2 separate regions of the Homo sapiens genome follow, and region 2 is linked to region 1. The links are chromatin contacts, found by Hi-C or POLR2A ChIA-PET in ENCODE. All regions are on one chromosome and are shown on one strand. Each heading gives the region's core, a stretch centred on a gene start or an enhancer-like site at or near the end of the contact. The rest is flanking DNA. Distances are from core to core; before and after follow the strand shown. Region 1 has its middle 19 kb from the start of LINC02642. Region 2 holds the start of TAF3 (TATA-box binding protein associated factor 3).

Region 1 (4,292 bases), core at 498-2,997:
CCCTTCCTGAGCCAGCTTCTCTCCTTGCTATTGCTCCTGTTGCCCTGCCATGGCAGGATCTCCACCCAGCCTCCCAGACTCTCCTGCACAGCGGCCCATTGAATCCTGCCTTCCTGTAGTAAGAACTTACGGTAGCTTGCTAATGGGGTGACACCCTTGCCTCTTGTGTGTGGACAGTGCAGTGGTTGTTTGCAGCAGGAAGTTTGCAATAGGCCCCCTCCTTGCTCCTGCATCCAAATTCAGGAGTTCTTTGGCTATCCAGTCAGGCGATTGGAAGAGACTGAGTCCCCCACATTATCCCCTAAACGATGTCCCACCAGAGAGTTTAGCCTGAGCACCTAAAAGCTGTCTTCTTATTCTACGTCTGCCAAATCCCAAATGATGATCACGATGCTCATTGTTCACTGAACCTCTTCCTTTTCTCCATTAGTAGAGCAATGTGGGAGTGGACGGGTAGAGAGAAGTTGGAAGTTGAGGATTTTGTGGCATGTTAGGCTTGCACTTCCCAAGTTAAATGCTGACCTTTATATTTGTGATGTGGTACCCATTGGTGGGGACCTAGAGGTGTAGGAAACAATGGGATGACAGAGCATCAAGAAAATGGAGGCAAAAGACCGTCTCCTCTCCCCCAGCCCCTCTAAGACATCCAGTGCTGTGTGAGGTGAAGAGTCACAGCTTGACGACCTGAGAAAAATCCTTTTGCTCTTCAGAGCTAAGTAAGAGTGTGCAGGAAAGAATTTCTCTTAAAGGACAAGAGCTGGGGCTCACTGGTGCCAGGATGATTGTTTAGGGTTAGAAGAGAAAATAAATGTGAGTATTTGTGTTATCCGCTGGAGCTGTCGTTTGTGCAAAAACTTTAATAAATCCCTTCCACGTATAAGCACTATGCTAGGTGCCAGGTATGCAAAGAATAGCAAGATATAAACCTCCTCCTTGGGATCTTATGATCCAGCTTAGGTTCTGGGAAAGGCATTTGTGTTGGAAAAACAAATAAATATTTAAAGAGTTTTTCAGTAAAATTGCATAAATCTACTTAGATGTTGAAAGCACAAGATGTCCTTGTTGGGGCAAATGGGTGACTAGGTGTCTGAGAAGCTGTAAAGGATGCATTTGGAACCCACTGGAGTGTGGTGAGCCTGTGAGCTGGGAGGCAGCCTGGACCTCATGATTTCCAGAAGCAGGAGTTTCTCCTTTTAGGTAGTGTCAGGGAGTCAAAGAGCTAGGGGGGCAGTGTCATTAGGGAGGAGGATGGTGTCAGAACCCGAGTAACCCTCCTCTTGGGACTTCCGGAGCTAGTCGGTGAAGAATTTAGAAGCAGGGCTCTTCCCATTTTGTGTATGTGTGATTCCATATTACTCATGGCCAGCAGGGATTGAAGAAAGCTCTGGTACATAGAAAGCAGGTTGACTAATTTCCCTTTCTTGGAAATCTGAGTGGCAAATCACAAAGGGTGTGAGTAAAGAGAAATGAGCTTTTTTTTTTTTTTAATCAAAGGAAGTTTAAAACGACATTGTTCTTGCTCTTTTCATAATATAAAATCTGTCATCATACTTCATGTAAGTAACTATAGATGGGAAGCCATTGACATTCAGTTAGAGGACAACAGAGAGCAGATTTCTGGGTTAGTTAAAATTAGATTTGGTCACACATAACAGAAAACCACAAAGCAATCAGTTGCTTAGGCAAGGTAGAGGTTCACTTCTCTGTCATGTAACTGTAATACTGGCTAGCAAGGTGGTCCTTACAAATTCATGCTCTGATCTTTCCACTCTGACATTTTCAGTGCATGGATGGCTTTTGTTTCCAAGGCCACCTCAAGGTCCAAAATAGCTGCTGGAGGTCCAGCTGTCACATTAAGGTAGGAAAGAGAAGAAAAGCAGAAATGCAAAACAAACTCTTGCTGACAATCTATGCCTTTCAATAAAACTTCCTGGAAAAGTCCCACTCAGCATTTTTATTTACATTGTATTGAGCCTAGCTTAGCCACATGGTCATGCCAAGCTGCAGGAGAGACCAGGAAATGTAATGTTTAGCACCCAGGTAAAAAGAAGTTTGGTCTTTAAGGAGGGGGGAGTGGATGGGTATTAGGTAATAAATGACAGTCTCTACTGCAAGGTTTTTTTTTTTTCTTTTTTTCTTTTCTTCCTTGTCCTTCTGTCTTTAGAGTCTAGGCCTCTTGTTGTGCCCTCTAACTTCCAATCCCACCCCACTCATGGAAGAAATAACTTACAATAGCTTTCTAATTGGCTAGATAGAGAGAGAGAGAGAGAGACAAAGAGAGAAAGATTAGATAGACAGAGAGACAGATACATAGAAATAGGTAGATTGATTGATTATAAGGAATATCCAATATTGTCCATGTGATCATGGAGGCTGAGAAGGCTTGTAATCTGCCATCTGCATCTTGGAGACTCAAGAAAGCCCATGGTGTAATTCATTCCAAGTCTGAAGGCCTGAGAAGCAGGGGAGCCAGTGGTGTAAATTCCAGTCTAAAATAAGCAGAAGAGAAGATGAGGTATCCCAGCTCAAGCAATGAGGCAGAAAAAAGGAGGTAAATTCCTCCTTCCTCTGCCTTTTTGTTCTATTCAGGCCCTCCACAGATTGAATGGGGCCCACAACACTGGGGAGGGCCATCTGCTTTACTCAGTTCCCCCATTCAAAGGCTAATCTCATCTGGAAATATTCTTACAGACACACCCAGAAACAGTGCTTAACCTGGGCACCCCACAGCCCAGGCAAGTTGACACATGAAATTAACCATCACGCCTCTCCCATGAAAGTCACATTCCCTCAACAAAGCAGGTCCTAGACGTTCAGATGTGGGTGGAGATTGAACAAACCCTTCCGGAGTGCACACTGTGTCCTGAGCACTACGCAAGACACTTCTGCGTCCCTTGTTCTCAGGGATACGGTCGACATATTGTGAGAGAATCCAGCTCCCCAGACGTGATATTACTCTAAATAGGCTGTGTCTTATTCATCTTTTTTCTTGGCACATAGTGGCCACTTATGAAGGCGGATGTCAGGAACTCTTACACATCCTCCTTCTTGCTCTTTTTCTCTCACTCTGCTCTTTCTCCTCCTTAGGAGCAGGGGAAAATGGAACTGAAGTGGGCCTGACTAAGCATTTCAACTTTCCAACCTGTTGTTAATATTTTCGTACAGGTTTTGGTATCTCTGTCTCTCAGCAGCAACCAGAGCCCAACACAAATGTGCAAATAGATAAAGTTAGTCTTTATTTCCCTTGGGGTTTCCCCTGCTGCTCCCTCTTTCCTGATGCAGAGGGCTGGCTAAGTGCTGGGATGTGTGGTGGAGACGTTGCTGATCAGGGCCTTTTTTTTCTCTTGAGACAGAGTCTCGCTCTGCTGCCCAGGCTGGAGTGCACTGGTACGATCTCAGCTCACTGCAATCTCCACCTCCCAGGTTCAAGCGATTCTCCTGCCTCAGCCTCCCACGTAGCTGGGATTACAGGTGCATGCCACCACGCCTAGCTAATTTTTGTATTTTAGTAGAGATGGAGTTTCACCATATTGACCAGGTTGGTCTTGAACTCCTGACCTCAAGTGATCTGCCTGCCTCAGCCTCCCAAAGTGCTGGGATTACAGGTGTGAGCCACCATGCCCAGACTGAGCAGTCTTTGTTCTCTCTACTCTCTCCATATGCCTGGCTCATGGTGAACATGCCTGGGTCAGAGGTCAGGGATGCCAACTTCACCAAAAGCAGAGGTGTATGTAAAGCTATTTCATATGGTACACCAAGTGGAGTTTATGAACTAAGGTCTCTCAGCCTCTCCCTGGGATCCAATCTTGTTGTTAGAAGTAGAAATCTAATTTTAGTTGGATTACTACCATGACAACATTTCTCTGCTTTAAACTATTCAAGCTTCAGGCAAGATAGTGTTGCTGACACTTTTCCCTATAACTTCCCCAAAATTACATATTTCTGCAAGTGAATGCATAATTTTCACTGCTTTTTTTTTTCAAAATTTTGAATCCCCCACAAGAATAATTAGAAATAATCATATGGTAGATCCTTGTTTTTGCAAGCAGTAATAGTACATACCTAAGTAAGAAAAAAGGATATAAAAGAAAAAAAAAAGGGAAAGACAAGCAATTATGAGGCTGTGTAGATTTAGCTCAGCATTTTTGTTAACAGGTCTGTATATTAAATTGAGCCTTTACCAAAAAAATATGGACATGTATTTTTTTAAACTTACAATGTAGAGAGTAAACATTGCAGAAATGATTAACACTTCAAATGATCTATGTGCTAATAATTTTGAGTTATTTTCT
Region 2 (4,434 bases), core at 1,106-3,605, 330 kb before region 1:
GATGTACTTTCAAGATAAAAATGCACGCATATTACTTTGTGGTTCCACATTCAGATGTATCAGTGAGCTGGGCATGGTGGCTCATGCCTGTAATCCCAGCACTTTGAAATGCTGAGGCAGGAGGATCACTTGAGCCCAGGAGTTTGACACAAGCCTGAGCAATATAACCAGACCACATCTCTACAAAAAATAAAAAGATTAGCCAGGCATGGTGGCGTATCCCTGTAGTCCCAGCTACTTGGAAGGCTGAGGCGGGAGGATCACTTGAGCCCTGAAGTTCGAGGCTATAGAGAGCTAAGATCGCACCACTGCACTCCACGCTCGGCGACAGAGTGAGACCCTGTCTCAAAAGAAGAAGAGTAATAGAAGTATCAGTGAAATCAAGCATTCAAAACATATACATTTTTGGAACTCAATATGTAAAGTCAATAAGTGGCTTTTAGGGTAGTGGTTTATCAGTTCATTCATTTATTCAACAAATATTTCTCAGGTGCCTATTATATAATGGCCCTACAGGTTACAGAATACAAATATAATCAATTTTTCTCCTGGAGAGGGGAAAGAGACATACACAGGTGATTACAAAACAAGATGACAAATAATATAAAAGAAATATGCACAGAATTATGAAAGCAGATAACATGAGTTCCCTAGAGCAAGTGATAAGTGCATCTGAAAATAAAAGTAATACTATTGGTGGGCCACGGGCAAAGGACACTCTAGGTAAGAAACAGCACGCATGTAGGAATGGACAGCTTAAAACATTTTGGAAAAGGCAGGTAGCTCAGCGTGGTCGCAGATTAGCATGGCAGGCTGGCAAAAGGTAAGCAAAATGCTAGCTCACAAAGGGAACTGTGTACTGCTAAGAGTTTCGATTTTTAGCCTGTAACCAACGAAGTATAGTTAAAATGTTTTTAAGAATAATGACAGGATCAGATCTGTGCTATGGACAGATTATTTTGGCAGCCCTGTGGAAGCGGGAACGAAACTTGGGGCCTAAGAAATACAGCGTGTGTCTGTGAGTCTCAATTTTCCAGTATAGGAACCACTTTAACAAAACAAAATATCCTATGAAACACTTCATTCAGTTCTCCAGCTCACCACCTTAAACATCATGACTTGAAACTAAAATGAGTGGTAGTTTCCTCTCCTCAACAAACACACATACAATGCTTCACATCAACAAGATAATGTGGAGCTTCTATTAAAATATTCCATTCCTTCCATTAAATTATTAAATACCACTAGCTATAGATATTACCAGACATTCATTTAAAACTCATAAGTACTGTAGCCCAGATTACCTGGAGAATCTTGTCAACTGCCCACGGTCCCTCTATCCTACTTCGATAGCCACTGACATCTCACTGGTAACCGAGACGTAAGTGAAAGTACATCTAATCAGCGAAACTGACAAAGTCAGCCTTGGAAAAACAGTAAATGGAGATGTCGTTCACGAAACGAACAGATACAGAAAGACGAGGCAGTGTCCCTAACGGAGCAGAGCTGTCAACGAGTCTATGTAGTTAGGAGCCCAGGAATGGCCAGTCTTGTAAGAAACGGCCGGTAGACGGAGCGCCTGTGACAACTAGTTGTAGTAGTTTGCGGGCAAGGGAGAAAAAGGACCGAGGTAAAAGAGGGTGTAGGGCACGCTGGGGGTGGATCTACCCGCAGCAAACAGGAGACAATGAGAGAGATCCAGACACAATTCAGAGCGGAGGAGCGGTAGGAGGGTGTGGAGCTGGGAGCGAAGACCCGACTCCCGGGCTGGTGGCGGGAAGTTAGCGGATAAGGAAGAGGCACCCGAAGGATGACTAGAGTTTGGAGCGGCAGTGGAAGCCCAGGGACGTGGGAGGCCGAGGAAACAGCAGATCTCGAGGCGGGGTGCGGGATGCACACCCCGGGGACGCGGAGGGACAGGGAGAGCGAAGGTGTCACCCTTGACTTGCCGGGGCAGCCCTCCCGCACCCAGCCCGGTACTCACAGAGCTCAGAGTACCGATGGCAGCCCCGGCCCAGCTGCTGCAGATAGCGCTGCAGCACGTCCGTGAGGAGGTGGCAGGCGCTGAGCTGCACCGAGTCCCAGCCCAGCGCCTGGCAGATCTGCGCCACCGAGACCCTCAACAACGACCTGGAGTAACTCTCGCACATCCCGCTGCGTGGACGCCACCGCAGCCCTTGCTGCCACTGCTCTCCAGCCCCGCCGCCAGACCTTAGCAGGGTCCCCGATTCATCCTCTAGGGCTTCCGCGGCGGGGAAAGGGTCCCCCGGACCCCCGGCGACCACCTCAAAGCCCCAGCAGCACGGAGCGCGCCAGCCTGAGAGCCGCCATTTTGGACTCGCTCCGCCTCCCGCTGGACGGCCGCCGGGGCGAGGCAGCATAAGCCGAATGCCGAGCGCGGCGATGAGAAAGCTCCGCCCCTTGGGAGCGGAACGATTCCTCGGGATCGCCTCTGAGGCCTGGAAGCCGGCCGGAAGCGGGCGTGGGGCGCGCAGGTGGAGGAGGCGCCCAGGGCGGCAGGTGCTGGGGCGCTCACCTGGGGGACAGCGGTGACGAAAACGCCAGTGTTTTAGAGGCAAACGAGGGATCTGGGATACGACATTGACAGGTTAGAGAGTTAGCACTAATAACGTTAGTCATATTAGAGAGTTATGTGCTAGAGAGAAGTTTGGGGCGTGGGAACTTACGGAGCTCGCCAAACGCAGACCTGCGCTGGTGTTGCCTCAGCTAAAAATCTGTGTATTGAGCTGCTTGCCACTGCAAAGATTAAATAAAGTCCAAGCTGTTCCGCATGCCCTTCAAAGCCCTTCGCAATAGGGCAGGAACTAGGAGGACTCTGTGCCAAATTAATGGGGGCCTCAAAAAACTCAGTCATCAAGATCGATAATATTTTAACAGTTTTTTTAAAAAAATCCAAATCCATGCCATAAACTCCTGACTCACTCATGTCATTCTAATCCCAGCCCTGGTTCCAATAAAACTTTTTTTTTTTTTTTTTTTTTAAAAAAAACAGGTAAGCTGCCTGTGGGCTATAGTGTGCGATTTGAGCATCGCGGCTGTGACCTATCGGGGGATGGGGACCTCGGCTGCCTACAGAGGCCAAACCGAGCCTTAAACCGGTGTCGCAGGCCGAGTGTCCTGGGAACGGTTGCCTACCCCAGAGCCTTCTCCCAGCTCCATCCAAGTATTGCCAGAAATCGGATTTAGGGATAAATATCTTGATTTTTAAATACAGAATTGGGAACACATCTCAAAAGCCAAACTGATCCCACGGTTAGTCTAGATTCAGCCTGCAGGTCGCCCGATTGTAGTGGCTGAACTATGCGGTTTCTTAAATATGCCCTTCTGTACTTATCACAGTGTATTTAGTTTATGTGCTCCTCCAATAAATTGCGAGTTTATGAGTGGCTCTATATTCCTCCGACAGGGACTATTCCAGAACTTTGAACATGATATTCACATTTTTCAAAGTCTGGGAAACTCAATAATAGAACTGAAATTATGGTTCTTCAGCTAAATGACGATCTGCAGAGAAGCAAGGTACTAAAGGGCAAGGTGCCTGCATTTACTCCCTGGACACTCTGTCCCCAAGTTATCAGGAACATTGTGTTGCTAAATCTATGAGACATTTTTCAGTCCTAGCCGTACTTGATTATTTTGTAGCTATTTGATAATGTTGAACGCTTCTGTAACATTGAAACTCTCTTGCGCCTTGGATTTCACAAATCTGTCCCGCTACCGCCGCCACCCTGGGTGTTTGTTCCTCTTCATTTGCCTTTCTGTGTATAGGGGAGGGGATTTTATTTCGGAAAATTTCAAACCTACAGAAAAGTTGAAACAAAATCATAGACTCACGTGTACACTTCAACTAGATTCACCAATTGTTAACATTTTGCCAATTTACTATATATTTTGTATTTATATATGCACGCAGGTATTTTTTTTCCAGCAGTTTGAAAATAAGCTGCAAACTTCATGACACTTAACCCCACCACACCTCGACATGTATCACCCCAAAACAAGAACATTCCCCCACATAACTATACACAAGACCATATGTCACAGGCTTGGTTCCCCAGGAAGTCAACTCTGAAATAGAGATGAGCCTGCAGAAAGTTCATTGAGGGATCCTCCTGGGACTTGGGGGAAGGAGTGAAAGCCAGGGTGCAGTGAATTCCTTGGCAAGAAAGCCTCAGCCAAGCCAATGCCATAGTGTGCAGAAGCTGGAGTGGCCCTTCAGAGCTTCCCTGAATCCAAACAAGAAGACTGGACCTTTATATTCCCATAGGAACAGGTCACTGCATGAGGGCTACCTGGGAAAGGGTGTGTGCTCTCAGGCAAAGGAACACTGCAGCTGAGTCCATTCAATTCCAAGGACAGCTGAAGTCCTTCAGTCCTGAGGGGGCTCTGAGCAGTGGATTAGAGCATTCATCA

What was found. A loop is a pair of places that touch in the nucleus more often than their neighbours do. ChIA-PET counts read pairs that join two places held with the same protein, here RNA polymerase II (POLR2A). Pooled maps may share reads with other maps.
Region 2: a pooled map shows a loop between it and region 1 (3-fold over the local background). The contact joins the promoter of TAF3 here to the enhancer-like site in region 1. A Hi-C loop is called at or near these places in 5 of 50 pooled maps. POLR2A ChIA-PET finds 5 or more read pairs at or near these places in 2 of 52 experiments (CD8-positive, alpha-beta T cell and GM10248).

The regions. Positions count from the first base shown.
Region 1 is chr10:7,489,891-7,494,182 of GRCh38, reverse strand. No RefSeq gene overlaps it. Among named protein-coding and RNA genes, the nearest start is that of LINC02642, 19 kb to the right of the region's middle. Within about 2 kb of position 1,747, at least 2 of the 41 ENCODE cell types and tissues checked have a DNase peak (open chromatin) inside an H3K27ac peak, as active enhancers do.
Region 2 is chr10:7,816,426-7,820,859 of GRCh38, reverse strand. TAF3 (TATA-box binding protein associated factor 3) reads right to left here and starts at 2,355. Exons shown (of 7, transcript NM_031923.4): 1 at 1,985-2,355. The coding sequence starts at 2,150. It overlaps LOC105376392 (a long non-coding RNA gene), which reads left to right and starts at 2,497. Exons shown (of 3, transcript XR_001747356.1): 1 at 2,497-2,608. RefSeq lists enhancers at 1,643-2,160, 2,289-2,348, 2,161-2,679.